Regions from separate parts of the Homo sapiens genome. Here region 1 is linked to region 2. A link is a contact called in ENCODE Hi-C or POLR2A ChIA-PET data. All regions are on one chromosome and are shown on one strand. The core of a region is the stretch at or near the end of the contact, and the rest is flanking DNA. Distances in the headings are between cores, read along the strand shown. Region 1 has its middle 11 kb from the start of LINC01936. Region 2 overlaps LOC102723594 (a long non-coding RNA gene).

The links. A loop is a pair of places that touch in the nucleus more often than their neighbours do. ChIA-PET counts read pairs that join two places held with the same protein, here RNA polymerase II (POLR2A). Pooled maps may share reads with other maps.
Region 1: POLR2A ChIA-PET joins it to region 2 with 11 read pairs in activated B cell. The contact joins two enhancer-like sites. A Hi-C loop is called at or near these places in 6 of 168 maps with a recorded cell type or tissue (B cell, GM12878, OCI-LY7 and 3 more), 35 of 37 single-sample maps with no recorded cell type and 15 of 50 pooled maps. POLR2A ChIA-PET finds 5 or more read pairs at or near these places in 16 of 52 experiments (B cell, CD4-positive, alpha-beta T cell, CD4-positive, alpha-beta memory T cell and 12 more).

What each region holds. Positions count from the first base shown.
Region 1 is chr2:30,332,626-30,339,255 of GRCh38, forward strand. No RefSeq gene overlaps it. Among named protein-coding and RNA genes, the nearest start is that of LINC01936, 11 kb to the right of the region's middle. RefSeq lists enhancers at 3,365-3,414, 3,435-3,534, 3,625-3,684, 4,625-4,814, 5,195-5,434 and 1 more. Within about 2 kb of position 5,111, at least 9 of the 41 ENCODE cell types and tissues checked have a DNase peak (open chromatin) inside an H3K27ac peak, as active enhancers do; they include B cell, where a contact is called at or near this core.
Region 2 is chr2:30,288,835-30,295,333 of GRCh38, forward strand. LOC102723594 (a long non-coding RNA gene) reads right to left here. Exons shown (of 3, transcript XR_427017.4): 3 at 4,201-4,996. Among named protein-coding and RNA genes, the nearest start is that of LINC01936, 55 kb to the right of the region's middle. RefSeq lists enhancers at 220-728, 4,712-4,771, 4,942-4,991 and a silencer at 5,485-5,655. Within about 2 kb of position 4,802, at least 5 of the 41 ENCODE cell types and tissues checked have a DNase peak (open chromatin) inside an H3K27ac peak, as active enhancers do; they include B cell, where a contact is called at or near this core.

The DNA.
Region 1 (6,630 bases), core at 3,861-6,360, 44 kb after region 2:
ATCATGCTCTGTGCCAGGCCCTTTCACTCTTCACGGTAATCTTATGAGGTGATCTCATTGAAGAATGGAAATTCTTCCCCAGGAATTTCAGGGGTAGGTATCCTATTTTTATCATTCCAGGGGAGAAAATGGAGGCACAGAAATTTAATAACTTGCCCACATGTACTCATCTTGTGACAGAGTTGGAATTTGGACTCAGGCAGTCTGGCTCCAAAGTCCAGAGTTCATGGTCTCAACCCCCAATCTCTACTGCATGGCTTTGACCCTCTGAGCACTTGCGAGGTGAGAGGCTGGGGGTGAACAATTCACTAGGCTAACTCAAAGAGCCTTGACCTTGGGCAAACAATGTAGCAGAGGATCTCACAGGAAAACAACCAGGTTCACATCCTGGTCTGTTCTCTTTGCAGCTCCTACAGAGGATGCTGTCATTGTTCCTATTACAGTTTCTTCTAGACTCCGGCCCTCATTTAGGGTTTTACATTGGCCATTTCCTGCTGGAGGAGGAGGGGGAGTTTATTACAATCAACTCCACTGCAAAGCGGACTCTCCCCACCCACAGATTTCATAGCAAGAACCCCAGCCCTTCTTTGTCTGTGTCTGAGTTAATCTGGGAGGAGGGAAAGACCCAGGCCCTGCTCTGGCTGTGCGTTCAGCTCAGGCACTTGCTTTATGTTGTTTTCTAGAACTGACAGTGACAAGTGTGGAGACACCTATCCACTGAATCCCATGTGGTAAAGAAAGGGGCATGATGGGTAGGGAGTACAGCACAGACTCATCCTGTCTGCCACTGGGACCTGAGCTTAGCAAAGAGGTAGATCATGAGATAGGGGTGCCAGGAACTAGCCCCCAAAAGCGGAGCCTTACATAGAAGTGAGTCTTCTCTGTGAGGAGGAATTTCCTGTCTTCAGTGAGATCACTAGCACAATCACCAAGAAAAATTGCTTCCGTGGCCTTTGGGTCCTGCTGGCTTTTGCTTCCTAACCACCTTCCAGAAGCCCCCCGAGACTTTGGAGCAACTGACCTGCTTACTGGCTTTTCGTCCTACCCAGATGCCCCACTCCAACTATATTAGCGAGGGTCTGGGTTGCAAGCAATAGAAACTGGCTCTAGTTAACTTAATCAGGAAAATAATTTATTGGAAAGGTCCTGGGCCACCCACAGGATAAACAGGAAGGCCGAAGAAAAAAGTACATGTAGAAGCTAAGGGTGGCAAAGGCCTAGGCGAGTCCTCATCACAGGAATTCAGCGTGGGAGGCTGCTACAGCCATCACTGCCCTACTGGACCCCATCACCTCTGGACACACTTACCCTGCCCCAAAACCCCAACTTCAGCACCACCGCCACCAACAATAACCTTGGATAGAGCCAAGAGTCTTTGTGTGGCCTCTCTAGAACAAAGTCCCAGGCAGGCACCCACAGTTGGCTGTGCCTAAGTCCCTGCTAATGTTCTAGCCTGCCAGGCTGAGCAAAGGGGTGATCTATCCCCCACCTTTGGAATGACCTTGCTGCTCATCTTTTCCGTTGTTTCCTCCCAGATAGAAAGGGCTTGGGGAGGCAGAGGATCTAAAAAGAACTTACCTTACCGCAGATTCTTCTGAAGGAGAGATTAATTAGCTATGTTGGATGGAGAAAGGCAGCCCAAGTCTCTCCTTCAGCTTCTCTGTTACATAAATGGCTGTATTTCCATTTTAGCTAAACTAATTTAAGTATGGTCTTTGTCACTTGTAGCCCAAAGAATCCTGACCCTTACCACCATCTGCCTACCTAAGGTTCTCAACCAAGGATAGCATAGCCCCCAGGGGATCTTTGGAAACATGCAAAGTATTTGTTTGCCTTTCAATGATTGCTGTTGAAAGGTACTAATACCTGAGAGGTATAGCACCGTCAAACACAGCAAAGATAGCCCTTGCCAAATGCCAGTAGTGCTGCTGATGGGAAGCCTTGCACCTACATCAACAATGACAGACATCATGGTCAGCATCTCCAGTCTCCCCACTGGAACTGGACATGGCTTCATCGCTGTCAACATGGTGCAGAGTCATGACAAATTCATCACAGTTGGGAAAACCACGCATTTGCCATCCCTGATTATATACCAACTCCCTGTCCCCACTCCCTTTTTAAAAAGCTATGGAAACTGAGACTTGGAGAGAATGCATCATTTACGCAAGGTCACACAGCTTATTTGGTGGCAGGTGGCAGTCTAGAGTCAGTCTATGGCCTCAGATGAAGGCTCTTTCCACAACACTCTGCTGCCATTGTGTTTTTCACAGAGGCAGGCTTGGAAAGTCTGGACTCGCTTTGGAATGCTCAGGTTTCCAGGGACCTCCCTGAGAGCTCCCAGGTGACTGGCTTCAAGGCTCAAGGCAGGACCCTGGGTCCCACAGTGCCACCTGCAGATGTTGGTGATAAGAGAAAGAGAGGCTCTCTGTGGAAGGGGCTGAACTTTGTGGGCAGACTTGGCACCAAGCAAAAGGAATAAACAGAGAGCTGAAGTTTCACCCAGGGGAGGATGAGGGCTCCATACAGATTTGCAGAGACTTGGCGCAGTTGCTTTAGCCAGATAATCACACAGGAGCTAATTAGCCCCTTCCTTCCCAGCTCAGCCCTCTGGGGCAGCAGGATGCTCAGTGGAGAAGAGAAACCCATTAATTACTTTATCAGGAAGTGCTGATAAGAACCCAAAAAAGGTATTGCTCTAAGGCTCTGAGCTAATTAAAGAAGGCTGCAGGGTGAAGGGATGTGTCTCACCCAGGGAAAGCAGAGCACACACTTTGATCTTGAGCCCCATAGCCCCAGACTGAGCGCAAGAAAGGGCTTCTGGGCCCCCAGGGAAACTTCACCCTTGCAGGTTCAGCAACCCCAAGACTGGGATCATTATGAATGAGGAGTCTGCTGGCAGTCAGGCCAGCTCAGCCTGGGGATGAGGGGTTCTGAAGGAGGCAGTCGGGGTCTCTCCCCCAAGATGCCACACAAATAGCATCACTGGAATGTGATGTAAGGGTGTGCATCTTCTGACTAGTATTATTATCATACCCATTTTTTCAGGGAGGAAAACAGGGCTCAAATAACATACAGTGTCCAGTCAGGGATCATTCAAGTAGGAAGAGGCAGAAACACAACTTGAACCCAGATCTCCAACTGGAAATCCATGTTATTAGCATCACGCTGTGATAGTATTCTGCAGGGTCTGAAGGTGTCGCTTCCAGCCAGGCAGGCCTGGGTTCCAGTCCTGGGATCCTTCTTTTCTTAGCTCCTAAAGCTAATTCCTTCCTTTCTCAGAATGCTTGTTTCCTCATCACGGCAGCAAGGCTAATCACACCCACTCAAATGGTTATCAGGAGGAGTATATGAGGCAAGATGACATGTGCCAACCACCTAGGACAGAACCTGGCAGCCATTAGTTTCAGTCTCCAGTGCACAATTTGCAAACTGGTTTTTAACTGCAAAAATTTTAGTTCAAATATAATCTTACAAAGATACCCAATATGCAAAGAGCTAAAACTGAAACTTCTCTGAAGGAAGGGTGATGGGTGGCTCAGCACCCCACCCACTCTGGCCCCTCTCCCACCAGCAGAGGCTCTGTTGAACACTCAGAATTTCTCAGAGCACAGTCAGGCAACCTGGATCTGGGGGAAGAAGAATGCTCTGAGATCTCAAAGGACTCTGAACACATGCCCCAGATTAAGACAAATGATATCCTTTTGTTGCACAGAGGACATTAACGATATCCTTTTGTTGCCAGAGTGGGTGGGGAGCTGAACCACCCAACAATGATAACATTGTTTCGCTGGATATTTATCAAATGGCCTAGAGAGGGTGGAATGCCTTTGGTAAGCAGGTATCCAAAGACAATAGCATAGGTCATACTGAAACCTATGTCCCAGGATGTAAGATGTTATGAGTATAAACCCTGATTCCTCTGAAGACATTGGAGAGATGCAACCGTCATCCTTGTAGTACCCGAAACATGGTATTCTGGGAGGTTGGGATTGAGGGGATGGAAAAGGGCCATTTGTCGTGGACTCTTCCTTTGATGAACTCATTTGGAATTACTATAGAAGACACCATACCCCATGGATACACGGTTTCCTGCTCCGGCCCCTCCTCTGCTAGCTTGGCTACTCAAAATCCAACTAATATTGACTGAATGTCTGCATGCCTGCTATGTATCTGGAACTCCTGAGGCACACTCGGGTCTTACTTCATTGAATCTTCAAAACTGTCCAGCAATTCAGAGACTCTTACCACAGTTTACGGTTGTGAAACTGAGGCTCAAAGCAGTTTGGGACATTAGTCCTGGACTTGCAGCTATTGAGAGGACAGGGTTCAAACCTAGCTTCACCCAAGGCCAAGTCCAGTGCTCTTCCAAGCCCCCTCCATGAAGCTTTCCAGAGAAATCCTAGCTGTGCCCAGCCATTCTAGATACTGTCCGGGAGGACACCTTAGAAGCTTAGGACAGCCTGGGTGATTCAGCCTAGAAGAACACACTAGGAGAATGGTGAGAGACCTGTGTTCTTGTCCGTTCTAATTTTAACCCGGTAGGTCCCTTCTCTAGATGTAGTTTTCTCATCTGTAAAGCTGAGAGAGTGGCTTTCTAAACCACTTCCTGTTCTGCATCTCCTCCCCATGACTGCCTGTGTACATCTGAAAGCAATGGTTCTGGGGCCTGAGTCTCAGTCTGATGTGTTTACATGTCCCTGGTTTCTTTCGGCCTGTTCCCCAAGAACGGTCTCCAGGCCCGCGCCCTCAGTGCCCCTGAGCTGCAGCTGCTTGCCTGGCCTCCCAGCCCCAACTGCACCTGTCCAGCCCGTGCTCTGGGGAAGTTAGCAAGGAATCAGGACCCTGGAAGGTGGCACAGGCTCAAGGTGGCTGCAGAGGAGGCAACTACAAGTGCTGCTGAGGGACCTCCTCCCGGCAGCCCTCCAGAATTACTGCTCCCCAAAGTAACTCTCAGGTTGTTTTAATGAAAGATAAATGCATGCTACCCTGTGCTCAGTTTTTATTTTCTAGAATGTGTGGAACAGTGAGGGAATTGTAACATCTTTTTTGTTTTGTTTTGTTTTTGAGTCAGAGTCTCACTCTGTCACCCATGCTGGAGAGTGCAGTGGTGCGATCTTGCCTCACCGCGACTTCCGGCTCCCGGTTCAAGTGATTCTCCTGTCTTAGTCTTCCGAGTAGCTGGGATTACAGGCAGGCACCACCACGCCCAGCTAATTTTTGTATTTTTAGTAGAGACAGGGTTTCACCAAGTTGGCCAGGCTGGTCTCAAACTCTTGACTTCAGGTGATTCATCCACCTCGGCCTCCCAAAATTCTGGGATTACAGGCGTCAGCCACCACACCCGGCCTGTAACATCATTTTTTAAAAATCAAACACACAGTGAGGTGGTGTCACAACTCCTCAGATGGCTGAGAATTGTTAGGAAATGCAACCCTGTGGCTCAGACTCCACACTCAACTGCTCTCTGGAAGCATCACCTGTGCCCAACCTCACCTCAGTAGCGGAGAATTGCTGGATCAGTATACAGACTAGCGGAGTGGTTGGGAGAGTAGGAGCCGCTCTGAAGGGATCAAGCCTCAACTGGATGCAGGAATTCCGGTGGTTTATTAGCAAGAGAAGGCACTTGGAGGTGCAAGGAGTGCAATACTGAACAAAACAGCCACAGTCCTTACCCTCGTGGAGCTTAGAGTTGTCAGGGAAGGATATGGACAGTAAACAGGTAAAGTAATAAATATATATGTAATCTAAAATTGAGAAAATGCTACAAAGGTCAGAAGCAGAGTGTGTGATGGAGAATAAGGGTGTTTTTGGGTTGGAGAGAGGGACTTCCACTGAAGCAATGTTGTCAAGGATGATCCATTTGAAGGGGTAACATGTAAGCTGAGAGCTGAAAGTCAAGGAATCAACTGGGCTACAAACTGGAAAAAGAGCCAGAGGCAAGGCCAAAGGCCCCAAAAGAGGGTTCAGCAAACATTCGGTGCAGGGCCAGATAGTAAATACCTTTGGCTTCATGGTCCATCAATCTCTGTCATGCCTGTGTTCCAATAAAACTTTATTTATAAAACAGAAGCAGGAAGTATTCTGCCAATTCCTGCCCTGAAACAATAAAGCATGCATTGTGTGTTAGGAAAGAATGAGGCTGGCTAGCCGGGCCAGGGAGGAAGGGGAGGGTTTCAAGGTGAGGTGGAAAAGACAGGAGTGAGGTCATGGAAGGCTTTGTAGAACATGGAAAAGACTTCGGATTTATTGTAAAAAGCCACTGCAGGGTTTTAAAGCAGCCAAGAGACATGACTTGATTTATACTGTGAAAGATTACTCTGGTTACTGTGTAAAGAAAGAACTGGAGAGAGGAAAGGGAGGAGGCAGGAAGACCCTCTTGGAATCTACTGTAATAGCCATGGGAGAGATGCTGGTGACCCGCTATCTGGTGGAGATAGAGAAAGGCAGATGGCTTGAAGATCCAATTTGGAGATTACATCCATAGGACTTGCTGATGATCACATGTGGCAGAGGAAGAGCCAGTCCTCAAATATGGCCTTCAGGATTCTGGCTTAAGCAAGTGGGTGAATTTACTGAACTGTAGAAGATAGGAAACAGAGGGGCTAGGTCAGGGGATAGACTCAAATA
Region 2 (6,499 bases), core at 3,552-6,051:
ACATTTGGTTTCCAGCAGTGCCTGGATATGTCCAAGCCTGATTTTGCACAAGTCTAGGGTAAAAGAACAGAGGAATCCAGGAGAAGCAATAAATTGGGTGGACTAGGGAGGGGGTAAGAGAGGTAATTGGTGAGGATAGAAGAGGCATGAAGTCTAACAAAATTCAAATGGTAGCCTAAAAAAAAGTCTCCTAAAGGGTTAGAAAGAGACACTATAGTATTAAAAGTTATTTTTCAGAAAAAGAATAAAATTATGATTCACATACAAATATAAAAATGTACACGTTGAAGAATTTATTTACTCCTGATACCAAGAAACCAGGCAATAGTTCAAAGGAAAAGTCAAAAACACACAAATTCTTACTGAGTGAAGGAATGTAGAGATGAATTGCAAATGGAGATTAAATTGCTTTTTTTCCCAAAAGGGGAGGAAGTCAATTAAATCACTATCAGACAAGACATAATTTACATATCTATCGGTTACTTCCAATTTACAGAGCCTTGCAAAATAGCTCAAAGACAATGCATAGTAGAATCTGATAGCCCTGACAGCTTTGCTGTAGACAATGCATAGGTTTACACTGAAACACCATTTTTCTTTTTTTTGAGTCAGAGTCTCGCTCTGTCGCCCAGGCTGGAGTGCGGTGGCACCATCTCAGCTCACTGCAACTCTGCCTCCCGGGTTCAGGCGATTCTCCTGCCTCAGCCTCCCAAGTAGCTGGGACTACAGGTGTGCACCACCACACCCAGCTAAGTACGCCCAGCTAATGTTTGTACTTTTAGTAGAGACGGGATTCACCATGTTGGCCAGGCTGATCTCGAACTCCTGACCTCAAGTGATCCACCTGCCTCGGCCTCCCAAAGTGCTGGGATTACAGGCATGAGCCACGGCGCCCAGCCACACAAAATTTTTTCTACAGCATTTGTAAAATGTTAAGGGGAAGTTCTTGGGCGGGGTGGGGTGCATGAGCCCTCCCATAGAGGACAATGTCATGGAGAGGTTAAAACCCTTGAAGAGGCAAGGTAGAGGGTATTGTCAAGGATGTCCAAAGCAAGCGTTGGCCAGATAGCAGCACACAGCCTAGTAATTTTATTATCTATTAAATTTGGTCACTTCACACACACCTTAGCACAATGTAGGATCAGAATATGAAAGTTAGGGTCACTGAGCTGTTCTTAAAGTTTGTGATCCTAGTGGCCATCACTAGGTGGGCTGCAAAAGATCCAAGACTCACCCCCATCCATACATGCAAATGTTATGTGTGTGCCTAATGAAACTGCATTTTTCTGGGGATGGTTCTAGAATGTTCATGACATAGATGTCCTATGCCTCTACATTATACAAAATACACATCTAAATCTAGTCATAATGAACATAATTGAAATCTGGCTACCTTCATAGAATTTTTAAAGGGCTTTTTTTGGAAGGAAACATTTTAATTGCTCACATCACTTCAATTAAAAGAAAAAAAGGCTAAGAAATGTGAACAGTGCATTCCTTTTCCCTGGATAAATCACCCTGCAACAAGTGCAGGCATTCCAAATCATTCCCTTTTCCTTCTAAAGTGAACCATCGAGGCATCCAAGAGTTGAAAGGCTAACAGAGGCCTTCAGTAGTGCCAATGTGAGGACCAGGAATATGGCTCAATCCCTGAATTTCTTGTGTTTCTCTTTCTACTCCCTCTCCCTCTCTCACCCCATCCCACTCCAGCAACACAGATATCACTGGGGGCCTTATGAGAGTTGGAGTGGGTAGAAAGAAAGTCCTCCTTCCTCTCAGCTAACTAGCAAGGGAGGCCAACACGACTGAATGGAAATCAGACCTAAGGCTCTTTTTTAGGACTTCAGCTGTTCCAAGTCACTTCTGCCTCCCAGCTGTTGTGATCATCTGGGGCTGGTCGTGGAGCCCCAGCTGTAAAAACTAAGTCAATGAATAAGTGCATAAAATTGACAAAGGGTGAGACCTGAGACTGAACCACAGGTCTTATAGTCAAGAAGTGCATCTGTTCCTCACCAAATATCATCAGATCAGCCCAAAGCTCTGTGTGAGGTCAGACCTGGAGCTTGGCATTTAAGATAAGGGCTAATCTACAAACCACAGGCAGCTCCCATCTGACACAGGCAAGCCGGGGTCAGGGCCAACCAGGAACCAAACCTGGGGTAGTAGGTGTTCCTTGAGGCAGAGGGAGAAAGGATGGAAGGGACTGACAAATATGTTCTGAGTGCTCCTCTTCTCGGGGGACACACTATGTGTACCCCACTACAAGGCCACTATCTGCTTTAGGAACAAACTTGGCATTAAATATACCCACCATTACAATAACATACAGAATGTCTCTCAAAACCTATATGTAGAATGTACAACACAAGGCCAGGCATGTTGGCTCACACCTGTAATCCCAGCACTTTGGGAGGCCGAAGTGGGCAGATCACCTGAGGTCAGGAGTTCGAGACTAGCCTGGCCAATATGGCAAAACCCTGTTTCTACTAAAAATACAAAAATTAGCTAGGTGTGGTGGTGGGTGCCTCTAATCCAAGTTACTTGGGAGGCTGAGGTAGGGGAATTGCTTGAACCTGGGAGGTGGACTTTGCAGTGAGCCAAGATCGTGCCACTGCACTCCAGCCTGGGAGACAGAGCGAGACTCCATCTCAACAAACAAACAAACAAACAAACAAACAAACAAACAGTACAACACAAAGAGTGAGCCCTAATGTAAATACAGACTTCAGTTAATAAAAATGTGTCCATATTGGTTTATCAATTGTAACAAACTCAAATGAACCATACTCATCCAAGGGGTTAATAATAAGGGAAACTAGTGGGGAGGAGGGATATGGCTATTGATACTTTCTTCTCAATTTTTGTTTGTTTGTTTTTTTTTTGAGATGGAGTCTTGCTCTATCGCCCAGGCTGGAGTGCAGTGGCATGATCTCGGCTCACTGCAACCTCTGCCTCCCGGGTTCAAGCAATTCTCCTGTCTCAGCCTCCCCAGTAGCTGGGACTACAGGCACCTGTCCCCACTCCCAGCTAGTTTTTGTATTTTTAGTAGAGACGGGGTTTAACCATATCGGTCAGGCTGGTCTCGAACTCCTGACCTCAGGTGATCCACCCGCCTCAGCCTCCCAAAGTGCTGGGATTACAGGCGTGAGCCACCACGCCCAGCATCTTCTCAATTTTTCATAAACCTAAAACTGCTCTTGAAAAATAGTCTATTAATTAAAATTAAAAAGTAAATCTCAGGCCAGGTGGCTTACAACTGAAATCCCAGCACTTTGGGAGGCTGAGGTGGACAGATCACTTGAGCACAAGAGTTCAAGACCAGCCTGGGCAATACAGTGAGACCCTGTCTCTACAAAAAAATGCAACAAACTAGCTGGGCGTGGTGGTGTGCACTTGTAGTCCCAGCTACTCAGGAGACTAAGGTGGGAAGATCACCAGAGCTCGGGAGATTGAGGCTGCAGTGAGCCATGACTTCACCACTGCACTCCAGCCTGGGTGACAAAGTGAGAAGCTGTCTCAAAAAAAAAAAAAAGGTACACCTAGCGTCTTCTCAGAGCCTCTGGATTGGGTACTTAGTGGCTGCTACCACCAAGTGAGACAGTGGGGACAGAGAAAGAGCAAAGTTTGAGGGAAGAGGATAGTAAAGGGAACATTGGGCCAGGTGTGGTGGCTCACACCTGTAATCCTAACACTTTGGGAGGCTGAGAGGGGGCGGATCACTTGAGGTCAGGAGCTCAGTTCAAGACCAGCCTGGCCAACATGGCGAAACTTCATCTCTACTAAAAATACAAAAATTAGGCAGGGCACGGTTGCTCACACCTATAATCCCAGCACTTTGAGAGGCCGAGGTGGGCAGATTGCCTGAGGTTAGTTCTCCCATCCTGGCCAACATGGTGAAACCCCATCTCTACTAAAAATACAAAAATTAGCCAGGCATGGTGGCAGGCGCCTGTAATCCCAGCTACTTGGGAGGCTAAGGCAGGAGAATCGCTTGAACCCAGGAGGTGGAGGTTGCTGTGAGCCGAGATCATACCATTGCACTCCAGCCTGGGTGACAGGAGTGAGACTCCACGTCAAAAAAAAAAAAAAAAAAAAAAAATTAGCCCAGCATGGTGGCGCATGCCTGCAATCCCAGCTACTCAGAAGGCTGAGGCACAAGAATCACTTGAACCTGGGAAGCAGAGATTGCAATGAGCCGAGATCCCGCCACTGCACTACAGCCTGGGCAACAGATTGAGACTTCATCTCAAAGGAGGTTTGGCCATGGTGAATCCAGGGAGTGTAAAGGACACATAGATAGATATATCTTCTAGACAGAGGACAGAAGAGTCAGAATTTGGGCTGCAAATACATGATGGGAGTCATCAACATATAAACCCATTGAACACCATATATGGATGAGAGTTTTCTCTTCAGCAGCTGTGAGGAGTTGGGATGACCACACGCAGTGCCTCCTTCCTTGTTCGTGAGCACTCAGTGCAGGGCAACTGACAGCAATTAGGACGGGGAGACACGAAGCCTCCCCCCGCCGCAGGAATTGCTACTGCAGATCTTCCCTTCTTGTGGAACACTGTGGTCTCTGTGGGTGAGGGAGATGCTCTGATTCATCGTCCACAGGGCTGTAGTATTTTGATGCTGTAGTCCAATAACTGTATTTTCTGTCCATATTAGGCCGAGAGTAGGGGCGTCCTCCAGGGTTGTATAAACCATCAGTAGCCAATTCATTTGCACCTGCTACATTATCCACTGATGACTTCAATCAGCTAAGGCAGCCAAGCAACAAGAGGCACTACGTGGGCAAAACGTTGAGTCATCCGCATATCTGCCCTCTGAACACACGAAAATATCCCCACTGTGCATCCTGAGTAACATTTGTGCCAGGTTCCCAGGCAAACTTCCTCCTGAGCTTCCTCCTCCACTCTTCCCTGCTCCAGGCACTGAGCCCTACCCACTCTCAGCCTCTCAGGCTTAAGGGCCGAATCATCCACTCTCAGAGCTTAAAGGAAAAAAAAGAGGAAGGAAGCAGTGAGACTTGATTTGTAACAGCCCTAACTATGGAGCTGGAAGATCTGGGTTCAGATGGCAGCCTGGGTTCCCTAGTTGCATAGTAGATCTCATCTTTCTGAGCTTACACTTCTTCAGCCGTAAAATGGAGATGATAATATTAACTGCTGCTGCTGATCTTTTGACAATTGAGATAATGTATTTTTCAAGGGCCTACCATATACTAAGAGCTAACATTTTTGAGTGTTTACATTTTATCGGATACTCTTCCAAACCATTTACACATTTGTTAACTCATTTCATCTTTATAACACCCTACGATAATCCCAAGGCACAATTATCTTTATTTTATAAGTGAAGAAACTAAGCCACAATGAAGTTAAGTAAATTGTTCAAGGCCCCAGAACTAGAAAGTGGTAGAACCACAATTTTCCGCCACTCAAAAGTGGGCTGACCCTCTTCGTATTTACATCAGGGGTTCTCAGAATGTGGTCTTCAGGCCAGCAGCAGCAGCAGCGGCAGCAGTAGAAACTTGTTAGAAATGATCTCAGGACCCACCCAGAGCTACAGACAGAAATTCCAGGGGCGGGCAATGGCAAACTGGGTTGACAAGCCCCCCAGTTGATTGTGATTTTCAGCCAAGTTTGATAACCTCTGGCCTACACTTTTCCTTCTACCTCCATGGCAGATGACAATTGAACAAATTAGACCCCTTTTCCTCCCAACACCCACTATGTATTAGGCACTTTGTGTGTTATTGTCATTTAATTCTCATAAGAAACTTTTTTTATTTTTATTTTTTATTGAGACATGGTCTCACTCTGTTGCCCAGGCTGGTCTCGAAACCCTGGGCTCAAGCAATCCTCTCCCCTTGGCCTCCCAAAGTGCTGGGATTACAGGTGTAAGCCACCATGCCCAACCAAGCAAGAAACTTTAGAGATTGGTTTTCTCACCCCCATTCTATAGATAGGAGACCTGGACAAGGGGAGGAAGGTGTGGGCCCTTGTACAGGCCATACAGCTAGTAATGTCCCACTCCAATGTCGCACTCCCCGGCTCCTACAACACAAGGCATTCCTCAATGCTGGCTGTGTCCTGTCATCCCCAGATCCCTGCCTCACTCCCTCACTCCATTCCCCAGCAGGGACCCTGGGCCTCTGCAGGCCTCGAACCACCGCTCCTGGCTATGAGGTCCGTCCTGGTTCTAGGGCTGTAACCCCAAGTCAGCTTTATCCAAGCTGCTCTGTGATCTTCTGTTCTAGGGCAAGCACTAGAGATGACTCCCATGACCAAGCCTTCACCCCATAGCCCCTCCGGCCCCAGGGGACCAATCTGGTGTCCCTTTAGTTTGGGCCATCTCATGAGTTCTCCAGCCCCTTAGTGCCTTGAGCTTGGTTTTTTGGGGTCAATCCCTTCAAGTTGTGGAGAAATGCCCCTGGGCCCCAGACCCCAGCAGGGTCCCCATGTCTCCTTCCCGACCATACATCCCTGCCAGT